Regions from separate parts of the Mus musculus genome. Here region 1 is linked to region 2. Evidence: chromatin loops called from intact Hi-C (ENCODE). Cell type or tissue: left cerebral cortex. All regions are shown on one strand.

The links. A loop is a pair of places that touch in the nucleus more often than their neighbours do. Peaks named below come from ENCODE experiments on the same cell type or tissue, not always from the same donor. Only the 100,000 strongest peaks of a DNase experiment are listed, where the experiment ranks them.
Region 1: it touches region 2 in a loop (5-fold over the local background); 11 of 42 quality-filtered maps call a loop at or near these places.

What each region holds. Positions count from the first base shown.
Region 1 is chr4:144,762,814-144,770,813 of GRCm38, forward strand. Gm25938 (a small nuclear RNA gene) reads right to left here and starts at 2,979; the gene lies at 2,814-2,979. In left cerebral cortex, a CTCF peak has its summit at 3,091 (motif pointing right); a DNase peak (open chromatin) is centred at 3,112.
Region 2 is chr4:145,121,867-145,129,866 of GRCm38, forward strand. It overlaps Vps13d (vacuolar protein sorting 13D), which reads right to left. Exons shown (of 70, transcript NM_001276465.1): 28 at 6,379-6,550; 29 at 6,071-6,183; 30 at 4,544-4,756; 31 at 578-840. Among named protein-coding and RNA genes, the nearest start is that of Vps13d, 69 kb to the right of the region's middle. In left cerebral cortex, a CTCF peak has its summit at 4,211; DNase peaks (open chromatin) are centred at 2,804, 3,775 and 4,175; H3K27ac peaks cover 1,707 bases.

The sequences.
Region 1 (8,000 bases), 360 kb before region 2:
TCTGCAACCCTATAGGTGGAACAACATTATGAACTAACCAGTACCCCGGAGCTTTTGACTCTAGCTGCATATGTATCAAAAGATGGCCTAGTCGGCCATCACTGGAAAGAGAGGCCCATTGGACATGCAAACTGTATATGCCCAAGTACAGGGGAACGCCAGGGCCAAAAAAAACGGGAATGGGTGGGTAGGGAAGTGGGGGGGGGAGGGTATGGGGGACTTTTTCGATAGCATTGGAAATGTAATTTAGGAAAATGTGTAATAAAAATATTTTTAAAAAAAGAAGACGATACTGAGTTAAAAGAACATTGATTTTATCATAATGTCAATTTTTCAGCTCTTATAAAATTGCTGTTTGCTTGTTTTGCGCCTCTTTCAATATTCTTTTTTTATTAGTTAATTTATTTTTTACACTCTATATCTTACTCCCCACCCACTCACCCTCTGACTGTTCCACATCACATACCTCTTCACCACCCACTTAAGTGCATCATCTCTGAATGAATACCGACTCGGAAGTCCTCTCCTGTATGTAGGTTGGGGGGCCTCATATCAGCTGGTATATGCTGCCTGTTTGATGGTCCAATGTTTGAGAGATCACGGGAGTCCAGATTAATTGAGACTCCTGGTTCTAGTGTAGGATCACCCTTCTCTTCAGCTTCTTTCAGCTTTCCCTAATTCAACAACAGGGGCCAACTGCTTCTGTCCATTTGTGGGGTGCAAATATCTGCATCTGATTCTTTCAGCTGCTTGTTGGGTCTTTCAAGGACAGTCATGAGAGGTCCCTTTTTGTGAGCATTCAATAGCCTCAGTAATAGTGTCAGGCCTTGGGACCTCCCCCTTGAGCTGGATCCCACTTTGGGCCTGTCACTGGCCACTTCCATCCCTGTAATTCTCTCAGACAGGAACAATTACGGGTCAAAATTGTGACAGTAGGATGGCAACCCCATCCCTCACTTGATGTCCTGTCTTCCTGTTGGAGGTGGGCTCTATAATTTCCTTCTCCCTACTGTCAGGCAATAAGTGGATATTAACCAAAAAGAAAAAGTACAGAATACCCAAGATACAGTCCACAGAACTCAAAAAGCTAAACAAGCTGAAGTGCCCAGTAAGGATGCCTCAGACCACTTGAGAGACAGAAGAAAGCAATCACAAGAAGGAAGGGAGGGAGGGGCCTGAGAGGGAAAGAGAGTGGGAGGAAGTGAGGGTGGAACCTGATCTGGTATTTGGTGAGGGAAAATGACTGAAGCCCTGAAGGCCAGCAGAAAGAAAGCATTAATTGAGACTGCTGGTCCTAGTGTAGGATCACTCTTCTCCTCAGCTTCTTTCAGCTTTCCCTAATTCAACAACGGGTCAACTGCTTCTGTCTATTGGTTGGGTGCAAATATCTGCATCTGATTCTTTCAGCTGCTGGAAAGAGGCAACCTCAGGATATAGAAGGTTGGGGGAACCCTCCAGAATGCACCAGAGACCTGGGAGGTGAGAGATGCTCAGGACTCAAAGAGAAATGCTTACATGAAATGCTCTTTCAATATTCTTTTGTAATCAAGGAAGACATAAAGTGTATTTTGAAAAGCTGTGCAGTCAATAAATAAAGTTTCTGAGAAAATAACTTTATATATAAATAAAGCCTATAAGAGACACAGGTTGTCAGAATAAGTCAAGCCATATATAAATGTGCTTCCTTTCTGTCCTGTCTCACATGGAACAAAGCTGAATGGTGTCCTGTGTCTGAGTCTTCTTTAGCTTCTCTTGAATCTATTGGTTCCAACCCTTGCCCTCAGCCAGGGATGGTTCCTTGCACTCTTTTTGGTTTTTTGTTTGTATGTTTGGTTGGTTGGTTGGTTGGTTTGGTTTGATTTGGGGGTTTGAGGTTTTTTTGGTTTTGGTTGTTTTGGGGCTTTTTTTTTTTTGGTTTTTTTAGACAAGGTTTCCCTGTATAGCCCTGGCTGTCCTGAAACTCACTCTGTAGACCTAGATGGCCTCAAATTCAGAAATCTGCCTGCCTCTGCATCCCAAGTGCTGGGATTAAAGGCATGTGCCACCACTGTCTGGCCCCTTGCACTCTTTTACCTGTTTCTGGGACCATTTTCCTCCTAGTGGATTGCCTCATCCAGCCTAACCATGAAGGGATGTGCCTAGTCTTGTTGTAACTTGATATGCCATGTTTAGGTGGTATCCCTGGAAGTCCTCTCTTTTTCTGAAGGGAAACATAGGAAGAGTAGATCTGGTGGAGGGGCAGGGGAGGGAAGGCATGTGGAGGAGAGGAAGGGGGGTAAACTGTGGTTAGTATATAATATACGATAAAAATAATATATGTTTAAATATATTATTTAAATGTGCTTGGGACAGGCTGCCTCTCTCAGGGTGTTGGCCCTCCTAAAATCCACGAAAGAGGCTATGCTTAATAGTGATAGAGCAAAGAAAAAAGACAGGTGGAGTATAAGAAGGTACTACAAGAAGAAAGACATTCCATGTTCACGAATTAGTTGGCTGACCAACTTTGCAGTACTTCCCCAGTCAACCCAGTCAAGAGCAAACTCTACAGACATAGTCCCTTCACTGCATATATCTCTTTAAAAAAAACAGAAAACTGCTATAAGCCACCAAGGATAAATGGGACTAGATAGTTTTTCTGTCAGGCTCTTATTTCTGTTGCTTTTATCTATACAAAAGAACTAACTATACACAAGACATCGAATTCTCCACATGAGTCTTTAGAAGAAAACCAGCCATTTAACTCCATCCTCAAATCCTGAACGCAAGGGAAATCATGTGTTGTTTTAAGCCAATGCATTTGTTTTAGTTTTACTAAGGAGAAAGTGGGAATTCATTTCTCCATTAACAAAATTATACAGTATAGTTTCCCACTTTTAGGGAAATACCAGGGGTGTGCATACCCAGAGTGCAGTGGATAAGCCTCACCCTGGGTAGGGCACTTTACTCATGGTCATGATGTCTTCCCTCTTAGGTAATTTGTAAGCCAGTTTATTTGTAAAAATGAATTCCAGAAGCCAGAGAAATCTAACAAAATTCAACAGAAGCTGAGCTGCTCTACTGAAAGAAGTACAGTGATGCTGTTAGCACAAGAGACACAGGCCACAAGGTGGCATCATTCTACAGAGAACGAGAAAGCCACGGAGAGTGTAGGAAAGATGAATATATGACAGGGACACTGAAGCCTGTCTTCAGAGAAATAGATGCATGTTTTAGCTATGAATTTTCTTGCCACATCTTGGGTTCTCCTGAAAACACTAGAAACACATACATTCAAGTGTGATTCAGTATCAGGTCCTTTTATGAAGTGCCCACTACCATTTGGGTATTTTTACTTCTCAGGGCTGGAAAGAAGATATGGGGTAAAGAACAGATGTTTCTCTTGGATAGGACCCATGTTCAGTTGTTAGTACCTATGTCAACTGGCTCACAATGCCTATAAACACAGCTCTAAGGGATCCTATACCTCTACAGGCACCTGCACTCACAGGCACAGATCCCTACTTAGACACTCATTCACACACATAATTACAAATAAGACAAATCTTTTCCTGAGCAACACCTGTATAATGACAGCACCAAGAAGCTGGCTAATAGAGGAAGATACTTTAGGGGGACTCATCCCCTAGACAAAGAACTACAGACAAGTAAGGACTAGTAAGAGAGAGAGAGAGAGAGAGAGAGAGAGAGAGAGAGAGAGAGAGAGAGAGAGAGAGAGAGAGAGAGAGAGAGAGAGAGAGAGAGAGAGAGAGAGAGAGAGAGAGAGAGAGAGAGAGAGAGAGAGAGAGAGATAGTCTAGTTTAGGAACAAGGCCCTAATTATTTGTACTCTACCAGTGGTCAGTCCTGAAATCATGTATATACAAGCAACAGTAAACTAACTCAGCAGGTATAGATACATGAAACGTAACAAGGATGCTCATAGAAAATGAGGCCAATAATTCAAGTCATATTAGGAGGAGGGACATGCAAGGAGCTGAATGAGAGGGGTTGGAGGGAAGAAAATGAAGGAAGACTATAAATGGTGTGATTACACTTGAAAATGTCAAGGTCTACCCCTAGTGATGTAATTCATTCCTGTGAGGCTGCAACACCCCCTTGTAAACTCCCTAAATAGCCCCACTAACTGCCGAACAACTATTCACATAATGGGTGATATACTACCCCAAATATCAACAGGAGCGTGACAATGGGGCTTCAAGTGAGAACAGGGTATGATTGGGAAGTGGACCAGAGGCCATGTACATTAGAATCTTGCAAAAAAAAATTCTACATTCTGATAAGATCCTAAGAAAAAAATCTGAGTGAGACAGAATTTAAAAGCAATGACTTGGTTACTTTGGTAGATTATATGGAATGAGTGAAGCTCTGAGTGAATGGGCTTGGCCATGTCAAGGACCAATGCCCCAAACCATGAAAGTGGCAAAGCTCTTCCTCCTTGGTGAGTCTCATTGGGATGACAAAGCATTCCTCTAGTCCAAATGTAAATGTTGATAATATGTGCAGAAACTACCTACCATAGCTTTCCTCTTTAGATACTCTTGCCTAAAGTCTGACTGTTCCACTGCAGAGATTGCTTCTATCTACATTAGCTAAACCTGAATCCTTGTCGGGTTACATGCAATAGCCTATACCTCTGATCGACTATATATAATAAACATGCTAGCTTCTGGAGTGCTATAGCTTCTCCATCAGAAAGCTGAGACCACTCACCTGCAGCTTTTCTGTGTCTGTGTGTCTGTTCATTTCTTCACCAATCCAATCTGGTGAAAGTCATCAAGCGGTGCAGCATGCAAAGCCTATGCTAATGCAGAGCAGCAGAGTATTAACAGAGTGACTCAGGCTGTTAACAGAGAAATTGCTCATAGCTTTTAGCCAGGTTTGCAGTGAAGACTGAAAGTAAAGTGACTTGAAAAACATACATTTTGACAAAGAAAAGGTTTTTTATAACAAACAACCCAAATATTGACAAAGAATCTTTCATTATTAAGGAGATGAGTACCATGAAAGAGAATCTATATGTTCTACCCTGGAACAATAAAAAAAAAAATGTGCTAACAGCAAGAATCCTACCACTAAAGGATCCAGGATCTGAAAGCATATTGTTAAGCCTATCGTTTACAACAGATGAACAAATGTGTGAATGGCTTGAAACTATTAGAGAAGTACTATTCTTTGCTCAACTTCCCAGACACATCCAAGCTGCTTCAGTTTTGATTTCAGGAGGCACAACTACTTCTTGAGCTGACAGCATCTACATGGTGCTGTTTATAAGATTCAGGAAGAATGAAGTATTTATAAGTCATTGGAGGCGTACATGAAGTGTCTGTAGAAAAACCTCGGAGGTCAGACAGTGTGTGGCAGAGTGACAGCATCTACACAGTTTTTCAATGGACATTTAGAGTAAAGACTAAGTTGTAATGAAAAGCCCAGAATATTGGCAATGACAGAAACTTTAAACATCTACCAAAGAGAGGTGAGGACTAAGACTGGCCATCTCAAGAGACGGATTACAATTGTCAGTATTGTGGAAGCAGGGCTCTCCAAGTCAATTGAGGCTCACATTAGGGCATAATGTGCTCCAACAACAGACCAGGAAGTGTAGGGTTTCATACTGAAACCTTGAAGAGTTTCAGCTTTACTTTGGTCCACTATACCCTAACTATCTGTACTACCAAATATTAGAATGTGATCGATCACTACACACCATCATCTATTGAAAAGATAAAACAGTTTTTCTTTATTTTATAGTGACTCATGTCTAAGAGATTGCCTTGAATCTCAGTAAAGTCTGAAGTCAGAGACTTTTGAATACTTTAAGGACTTAAGAATTTTGAGGACTCTCAAAGTTACATTAATAAATATTTTTGCATTGTGTGACCAAGAATGCTGTGGTTTAAATGCAGAATATCCAACACAGACTCGTGATTTGAATGATTCTTGCCCAGACTTTGGCCCAATTTTGTGGATGTAGAGTCTTTAGGAAATGCAAGCTGGTGAGTAGAAGTAGGTCACTAGAAAGGACACAAAGATTTGGAGAGGCTCATATAGAAAGTCATTTAATATGACTGACATTTGTAGCATATGAAAGAGTTTTACTATGGAAGGGAAGGGTAGGTGGCATCTCATCAATAACAAACAAAAAATTTGATATAGGTATAGCACCATAAAAACCCTAATCCTCCCTTGCATCCAGAGAGCATGGTTAGAGATTTTCTCAGGCAAAGAGAAGAAGGGATGATATCCCAAAGACTCCATAGCATCCCTGTGGTTCCATAAGCCAAGAACTCAAATATGTCAAATACCCTGAGCTATGCAGTTTATGGCATATTGAACATGTTCTGTGTTAGCTACTCCATTTACATTGCTTCTGTTTCACAGAAGAGAAATATGGCACCACCATTCATCCAAATGACTGACATGTCATTTACATGTCTGCTTGTCTTCTTATGATCCCATCCAGTTGGCTGTGGCAAATCTGGACACCATCCTAGGATCCAAAACACTATCAGAAACCCTGTCTTAGTCAGGGTTTCTATTTCTGCACAACCATCATGACCAAGAAGCAAGTTGAGGAGGAAAAGATTTATTCAGCTTACACTTGCACATTGCTGTTCATCACCAAAGGAACTCGGGACTGGAACTCAAGCAAGTCAGGAAGCAGGAGCTGATGCAGAGGCCATGGAGGGATGTTACATACTGGCTTGCTTCCCCTGGCTGGCTCAGCTTGCTTTCTTATAGAACCCAAGTCTACCAGCCCAGGAATGGCACTACCCCCAATGGGCCCTCCCATCCTTGATCACTAATTGAAAAAAATGCCTTACAAGTAGGTCTCATTTCCCCCAAGGGAGGCTCCTTTCTCTGTGATAACTCCAGCTTGTGTCAAGTTGACACACAAAACCAGCCACTACAAACTCATTATTTTATCCTCCTAGGTGAGAGACCTACTTGTTGGAGACTGGTGCTAATGTTTGAATTTGCATGTCCAGATGCTGAGTCTTTGTCCCCAATTGGTTTTTGGTTTATCAAGAAAGATACCAGTGGCCAATGGCTAGGCATGAGGCAGGACACTTAAGAGCTGTACAGGTAGGAGGTAGAGGGAATCTCAGGGACTCAAGAAGAAGGGGATGCAGTAGTGGCAGGAGATAAAATCACCCAACAATATGAGACTTCCCATAAGTGGCCACTGACCACTTCCCTGATTGGACCTAGGGGTAGGTTTAGGAGTGCCCAGCATTTGAGGTAGCCAAGGCATTTTAAAATTAACTGGCATGCGTGAGTGAGTGTGTGTGTGTATGCATGTAGATGAGTTTCATCCGCAGATCCAAAGATTCCCTGGGTGGGTTCCTGGAAGCATGACCCACCCAGGAGGTCAAAGTGGTACAACCAAAAACTCGTGCAACACCTGATCCCAGAGAACATATAGTTACATAGAAGAATGTTGGCAACTCATCACTTTTATGTTCTGGACAACAGTGGGTTGAAGATCTTTGTAACACTGGGAATGACCTGTGAAATCATCCGCTCACACACCTAGAAACACATTTTCTTATTTCAGGTGATTTTCTGTGTTCCCAACATACCTATGTCTATGAGAATCCATCTCAGGGTAGACAGGGTTCTGAGAAAAAATTCTAATAAATGCAATTCCAGTGGAAAGTCATGGCATTCAGAACTCACCCATCCCTGTTGCTCCCACATATTGCTTCTTGAAAACTCACACTGAAATCATGACAGAAGTCAGCCTACAAATAGCAACTTTGGAGAATTTGATTGAAAATCATTCTTCAGGATGTATGGAAGCAATGTGAGTGGAAATACGACCAGTGACCTTGCCCTTAGAAGCAAAAATATGACTGTTTCTTCAGCAGGGGTGAGGTCCAAACAGTGTTTTGTCATTGTGAGTGATAGTATGACTGGACTGCATCTATTCTGTACAGAACTGGGTAAATCTTCAGAAATATTAAGAGCATTTTATAATTCCAATATAAATTTTTAAATATT
Region 2 (8,000 bases):
AAAAAAAAAAAAGAGCATCCCTTCTCCAAAGGACTTAGAATCCAAGCAAAAAGTCAGATGGATTGGTCAGGCAGCATGGACCATCACAACAGTTTGGCACAGCTCTTTATGCTGCCCACAGGAGTGCATACTGCTGATGTCCAGCTGCCGCTGTTAGTAAGCACTGACAGCTTTGTGTCTAAAAGACTCACACTGGGTTTTCATAAAAAAAAAAAAAAAAAAAGAAAGTAGGTGTAGGAACTAGGTGTAGTTCCCAACAATCCCAGCACTTGAGAGACAAGTTCCATGCCATCCTGTGATAAATTGAGACCGGGGGTGGGGGTGGGGGTGTGGGAGGCGGGGGCGGGGAGGGGTAGGGGTTAGAGGGAAAGAGGAAGAACACAAAAACACTTTATTCTCAGCACTCAGAACAGATGCATGCAGGTCTCAGTGTTTGAGGTCAGCCAGGTCTATGTGAGATCTTGTCTAAAAAAAAAAAAAAAAAAAATGTGTGGCCAGCACAGGGGAACTGTCTTGAAAGACTGGTCTGACCTAACATCCAAACTATCAACCAGTTAAGCAGACTATAATCAATCACCTGTTACATTGACCTTGACCTCCAGGTGTCTCTCATTGGACACGGGGAGGGAAGACCGCTTGGTGACTACTCCACTCTTAACGGTTTTAGGAACAACAGCAGATTCACTGCTGGCATTGCGGTGGCGTGCAGGAGTGACATTTTGTTTCTTAATATCACTGGGAGTGTGCAGGAAGTCATGGACCAACAGCAGCCAGTCAAATATGAGAAACACGCGAAGATTGTTGAGAACAACAGTGAAACAGGAGGAATCCTTCGTAGATCTACAAAAAAAGAAGGCAGAAAAAAAAAAACAGAATTGCAAAGAGAAACAGTATTTAATTACCGCCTAGTCCTTCCTCAGGCCCAGCAAGTAGCAATTCAGTGTTATCCCTCTGTTTTTATGTCATCCCTGTGTTATCCAAGGTGGCCTCAAATGCCTGGAGTCAGTGATGCTCCTGCTTCAGGCTGCTGTGTAGCTGGATTCAGGTATGCAGCACAATGCCAGGCCCTATTCCAGTGATCCTTAAGCTGCCAGCTTTGAGTTAGAAACACTCTGAGCACTACTTTATGAGTACACAAAATATAAGCTTTCTGGGGCCTAGTCATGTGTTTCCAAGAATTTATTTTGTTTTATTTTGTTTTATGTTTGAGTGTTTTGCCTAAATGTATGTCTGTGTGACGTACATGCCCAGTACCCAGGGATGTCAGAAGGGGGCACTGGACCCTCTGGAACTGCAGTTACAGACAGTTGTAAGCCACCATGTGGGTGCTAGGTATTGAACCCAGGTCTTCTGCAAGAGGAACAGGTACTCTTAATCAATAAACCAACTGCTAGTCCTTCATTAAAAATAATAATAATAATAACCAAGAGGACTATATTTAAGAAGGCAAGATAGCAGTGCCCTTAACTAAGATGATTCTACAACAGGCATTTGACAGTGTCAACATTGTTCGCTGTCTTAATATGCTATGATGATGATGATGATGATGATGATGAATTGAGAGGGCACAACTGACAGCTGGTAGGTAGAGGTGGGGTGCTCCTAGCCATGTCACAATGCACAGGACAGCCGGATCTGAAATACCAATGCAGGATACATAGCCCAGTTCAACCAAAAAGGCTCAAAATCTGACCTGAGAGCCTTTGGATGCTCTTTTTGTTTTGTTGTGATGTGTACGGCTGTTGGCTGTATGTGTGTCTTTGCACTACATGTGTACAGTGCCCATGGGGGCCAGAAAAGGGCCTTGGTCCCCTGGGATAGGATTACTAATGACTGTGAGTCATCACTGGGGCTCTAGGAATGAAACCTGGGCCCTCTGAAAGCAGCCTTAACTGCTGAGGCATCTCTCCTGGATATTACTAGAAGAGTTTGATGGGCAAAGCCTATGCAAATTCTCCAAAATGCCAGCAGAAAAATCCAAATTCTGAGTTGCTTTTGGCCCTTGGCATTTCTTTTAAGAATGGCCAACCTGCAGAGCTGGTCTGGGAAAAGCTATAGGTCTAGGAGGAAGAGCAGAGACTTAAAAGTGGAGAGGCCCACACTAAAATCATATCACTCTCAATCTGTGTTACCCTGGGCATTATCAACCTGTTTCCTCACATATAAAGCGAGAAATACCAACACTGTAGGAGAAAGCACCAGGCACATAGCAGGTACTCCTCAAACACCAGCTTCTTTCCTGATGGGCAGGTCTAGGATTGATGAGGCTCTCAGAAGCTCAGGACTGCTTCACAAACACCATATTCAAATGCCATGCTGTTTGGCTTCTTTAGCTACAACTAACCTCAGACTCCAATCTTCTAGCCTGAGAAGAGGATAGAGGAAGGCCATAGATGGATAGTACGTATCCTAGAATGGAAATGGGGCAGAGGGAAAGGCAGGGCACAAGGACTTGTTTTATAGTCTTCAATGTTCCCAAGAAAGTCTCCCATGCCCGGCCTGAAGCCACAGTGTCCTCAGGGCAATAGCCAGCTCTATTACCACACTAGCACACAGAGGAAGGAAAGCCAGAGACAGGCTAGTGACAGGTCATGGCGTCTGAAGGTTGAGCTTATGAAAAAGACCCTGGCTCTGGCTGTACATTTACTCACCTCCAAGCCTGTTTGGGAAAGGCTGACTTAGGGACGTGCCTAAGGCTACTTTCTCTAGTCTCGTTTCTGCTAAACCTGGCTCGCTGCCTCTACTTAAAGGGCATGGCAAGACACAGCTCCTTCTCACACACTGCACTTGTCACAGAAACACTCTACCCTTTGTAATGAACAAAAAATGTTGCCCTCCATAAAATTTTTCCAGCCCATTTTGAGCAGAGACTGTCAGAATTCAGTGTTAACTGGAAAGTAAGTGTGTCAGACTCTGCTTCTGGAAAATATTTCAAGCCTTTAAACTGTGAAGTGATTTATATTTGACATACAAAATCCCAACAGAAGAACAATTCTTCCTGAAGCAGTTCACTCCTCTCACTAACAAGGGCACTTCTGTTAGCAAGAGCGAGGTAAGAACTGATTGATTGGCTGCATGAAATTATATACCTTTAGTATATATGCAGAATAATACTTTGGGCCTCCTGTATATTAAAGCCATGATGAGGAGGGTCAAAGAACTGACTACTTAGGAAGACAAGATCAATAAGAATAAAGCAAATACCAAATTATCCCTCTGCAACAGGACCAGACACACAGAAGCCTTCCCTTCTGAGAAACATCGTCAAAGAGGCTGCCAAACACACCCATCATATCCCAAGGCTACACTCAGCCACTGACAGAGGCCAGAGGGTCTGAGAGTTAAGGGGACTCAGTTTTGATATCAAAGGCCAGGTCTAACTTGTGACTACTAGACTTTTAAGCTGTGTAACCTTCCAAGAGTCACTTGGACCTTCTCCAGGTGTCTATCTCTTCAAGTGTAAAATGGGAGAGAAATTGCCCGTGTTTGCAGATCTGGGAGAATTCAACTAGCAGTAGGTAAGGTGCCTGGTCAAGTCAGGGACCAGCAGAAAGCTACTAGCATTGCCACTGTTGGGTACACAAGGACTAAAATGTCTCTTTTGCTAGGCTTCCTAAAGGCATATGCGACACCAAGACCTCTTTCCTTCAAAGGCTAACTTCTTAGCAGCACACTGAAATGCCAGCCATATAAGTACAAGAATAGCTACAAGTCATAAGAATCTCACACAAGCTATGACAACAGTAACAGCAGCAGCTTCTGGAGGTGCCAAGTGACTTGTCAGAATGACTCAACTTTCACCCATGCCCAAGGATTGAGGCATAGGTTTTTGTTTGAATTTTAGTTCATTCCATAAAAGAGAGTCAATCTCAGAGCTCAGAAGGATGCATTGCTCTGAAGAGGAAGACTATCTTGGGGATAAGGTCTGTCTGATTCTAGACCTTCTTCTCTCCGCTCTCTGCCTCTCGGCCAGACAGGAATAAATAGCATTCAGGTCAAAACCACCCTTCTTTCATGCAGACCAAAAGGTTTTTTGGCTTGAGTTTTTTCCTTAAACTCACATAATTTCTTCCTTCCCCAAGCCACTTTACAAATTAAAGCTTACAAGGAGGTTGATTTTGAGGATCTGGCTTAATGCCAAACTCCTTTTTTTCTTTTTCTTTTTCCTTTTTTTTTTTTAAAGCAACAGAGACATCTTTTGGCGAATCCATAATAGTGCAAGTGAGCAGGGGTGTTAACAGGATGCTTGTGAGCCTGTGACTGCCCACCTTCATAGTTTCTCTTTGATGTTCTAAAGCCACAGGGACTTGGCCCACTGGCCATGAAAGAAACTATCACCATAAGGAATGGCAGAGTTGGGGAGCCAAATGTGGGGGTAATCCCAACACTGAGAAAGTGGAGTCAGGAAGGAAACCCCGGGCTATATAGTAAACTTGAAGCTACACTGGGCTACACAGTGAGACCTATCTGGAGGTGAGGGATACAGGGTGGAGGACAACACAGACAGACAAAGGAAGGCAGAGCTGGCATCGGCCTCCACTACCTGAAATGCAGTTCAATCTGAATGGAGCCCTGGGTGGCGCTGCTGCTCTTGGAGGGCTGAAAGATACAGTTGAACACATTGGTCATGCCATGGCTGGGCTTCTGCCCAGAATAGCGGGTGTCAAATGCCATCATAGAATGGGAAACCAAGTTAATGGACTTGGTCTGGTTGGAAAAACTCTCATAGAGCAGCTTACATTTCTTAAAGTCAAATCTGAAAGGGAAGAAAGCAAAGGAGACGTTAAACACAGTCATACCTTATGAAATGAAGTTCAGGTGTGGAACAAGATTGGCATCATCAGTGTACCAGAGTACCATTCAATCTGAGATCCTGAACTCACTGTTCACAGGGCACTCAAAATGCAGTCAGTGGCACTGGGCCTGAAACCTTTCCAATCGCAGAGAGGAGATTATATCCACAGGAATGCATGAGGAATAATAATATACCCAACCTATTATATCCTTAATGATTTACCACCCCATGTCCCATCCTAGGCTGACAAAGCCATATGTTAAATCATAATCCTCAATGGATATCCAGGGTCTCTTTGACCGTCATCTGTGAAATTATAGCTTGCCTGAGGCTTCTCCCTCCAGAGTCAGCAGGCACATCTGTATAAGATCACTACAGCTCACTGGAGGCAACATCCTACTTTGCACTCAGGAAGTAAGAAACTGACCCATCAACCGGAAGTGCATCCAAACCCACTGTCTTTTTTGGAAAAAGAGTAAGTTGCAAAGAGCGATTATGAGTTGCTCAGTACCATTATGAATCATTCCACATTGAAAAACTCAAGGAATAAATCAAGAGAGTAGCTGGCCCCCAAGAATGCAGGTTCACCAAGGCATGGTTCCCCTCAGCTGATCTGGGTGCAGGCCACACAGGCTTTGAACAGAAAATCAGGATAAGTCAGAGTGCTTCAGACAGGCCTTACTAGCCTTGACACCCCATTTTCAAATGTGACCCAACTTTCCAGCCATATAACCTTGGACTAGTAAAATAAGTATATACATACATAAACCAACAACAGCAATCTATCTAGAAAACTAGAGCATTAGCTGACCCCACTTAGGGACAAGGGATAGCTTTCAGGGTAAAAATACAATGCATGCTTCAAAATCCCACTCTGTATTTCTACACCACAGATTTCAACTAGCCAGCACACATCCATAAAGGAAGCAGTTGCTATGTTGCTTCTAGAGGTTTCCAAGTAGGGAGCTCAGCCCAGTGCTGCCAATTTTCAAACAGTTCTCATTCATATTCTCTATGTCTGTCTATCTATATCTGTCTGAATTCTCTCAATTTTAAAACATTGACCCACGAGGCAGTCACCAGTGTCACTCTGCCCACAACTGTGTCAAAACTATATAGACACAGGACAAGGTGCCCCATTCCCCACTCCTTAATGTTAGTGAGACCATGCTCCAGCTCCAAGTGTACCAGAGCCCTGAAGTGCTACCTACCTGAGGCTATTCCAGAGCTGTACATGGGGTACATTGTTCTTACAAGAGTTAGGCAAAGCCTTACCTGGCTAGGGAGCCAGTGCCCTCTTTTCCTTTTGGATCCTTAAGCTCCAGACTCACATTCACCATATCGATGAGAAAGCACATACAAGTGTACACTTCTCCACTCAGCACAGTCTGTGAAAACAAAATGCCGGTCAGCCCTGGAGTGACGGTGCCAACCTGAAAATGGCTCGAAGATAAAGAAATCTAGTTCACTGGCTGTCCCACCACTTTGCCCTTCTGCTCCTTGCATACTTGGAGGAATATCCACATAGGTGCCCAGCAGCCGAGACTACAAGCTTGGAAGAACTTGCTGTCAGTCTCACTCACGTGAATCCTTGGATCCTGTAGATCATAAGGCCGCATGAAGTCTTCTATGGGCTCTCCCAGGTTGTTCTCTAGCAAGCCTCGGATCAGCTTGTATTTACACAGATCCAGGGAACAGTGCACAGAGGACAGACTGCCATGGACAGATATGTCTGCAACAGTGTGGCTTATTTCTCTATGAGAAAAAAGGAGGCCATGCTCACAAATAAGTCACTAACTGCCTTGGCACAGCACAGCCAAAGTAAGGATATATAATATACATTATCAACCAGTTAATCTCAAATTTCCAGTGGCAAAAAATAGTCATGTATCTCCCAATGTGCAAGGTATTGTGACTGCCATACTTTAACTACAGAGAGGGTTTTAGGTCCCAAGTTTTAGGTCCCAAATGTGTATGGAGAAAAATCCTCAAATCTAATAAGCTGGGGATACAGCTCAGTAAAACTTGTCTAGCACACATGGGCCCAGAATTCTATCGTGAGCATGCCAAATATGTGTGGTGTGTGTGTGTGTGTGTGTGTGTGTGTGTGTGTGTGTGTGTGTGTGTGCGTGTATGTATGTGTATGTATGTATGTATACATATATATATACACACATATATATGTATACATACATACATACACATACATATATATATGTGTGTATATATGTATACATACATACATACACATACATATATATATATGTATATGTATATATATGTATACATACATACATACACACTACAGCCCATACTGAACTGGAACTCACAGTAATCCTCCCGCTTCCCCTCCTGAATATTGGGATCATAGGCATAACCACACCTACACCAGGCCTAACTAGTCTAGGAACAAGAAAAATCTCACAAGACTCAAATAGCTTAAACATTCCAGTTGGGGAAATTACAGTGACCAGACGCCCAGCTCTTATCTCCCAACGTAGGTGGAAAAGAGAGAAGCCTTTCCTCCTGTGCCCTCCTCGGGGTTGGGTGGGAGAACGACACTCATTAGAAGAACACCTGACAAATCACTAGGAAGACCTGGAGTGAGACCGAAGATGTTCAGGGCTCCAAGGCACGCATGCTCATGCTGGGACTAAAGAGTTCTCGGCCTCCCATGGCTGCAACAGGCATCCTGAGTCCTCCAGACACAATGCCTGAACACATGAACTCAAGGGCTGGGTTTAGAGTGGAAAATGTACATAGCTATATTTAAAGAAAGGGAAGGAAGGAATGGGGAGGGGAGGGGAGGGGAGGGGAGGGGAGGGGAGGGGAGGGGAGGGGAGGGGAGGGGAGGGGAGGGGAGGGGAGGGGAGGGGAGGGGAGGGAAGGGAAGGGAAGGGAAGGGAAGGGAAGGGAAGGGAAGGGAAGGGAAGGGAAGGGAGGGAAGGGAAGGGAAGGGAAGGGAAGGGAAGGGAAGGGAAGGGAAGGGAAGGGAAGGGAAGGGAAGGGAAGGGAAGGAATAAAGACAGACAGACCTGTTCTGGGGCTGGAATACAGCTCAATGGTAGGGTGTTTGCCTAGCATATACTGTAACTCTAGGTTTGACACTCTAACTGCCAAAAACAAATAAATTTGGCTTGCCTGCAAGGAAAAAAAGCCTATATCCAATAGTCTGTTTTATATCGTTTTGATTAATGATGTGGGA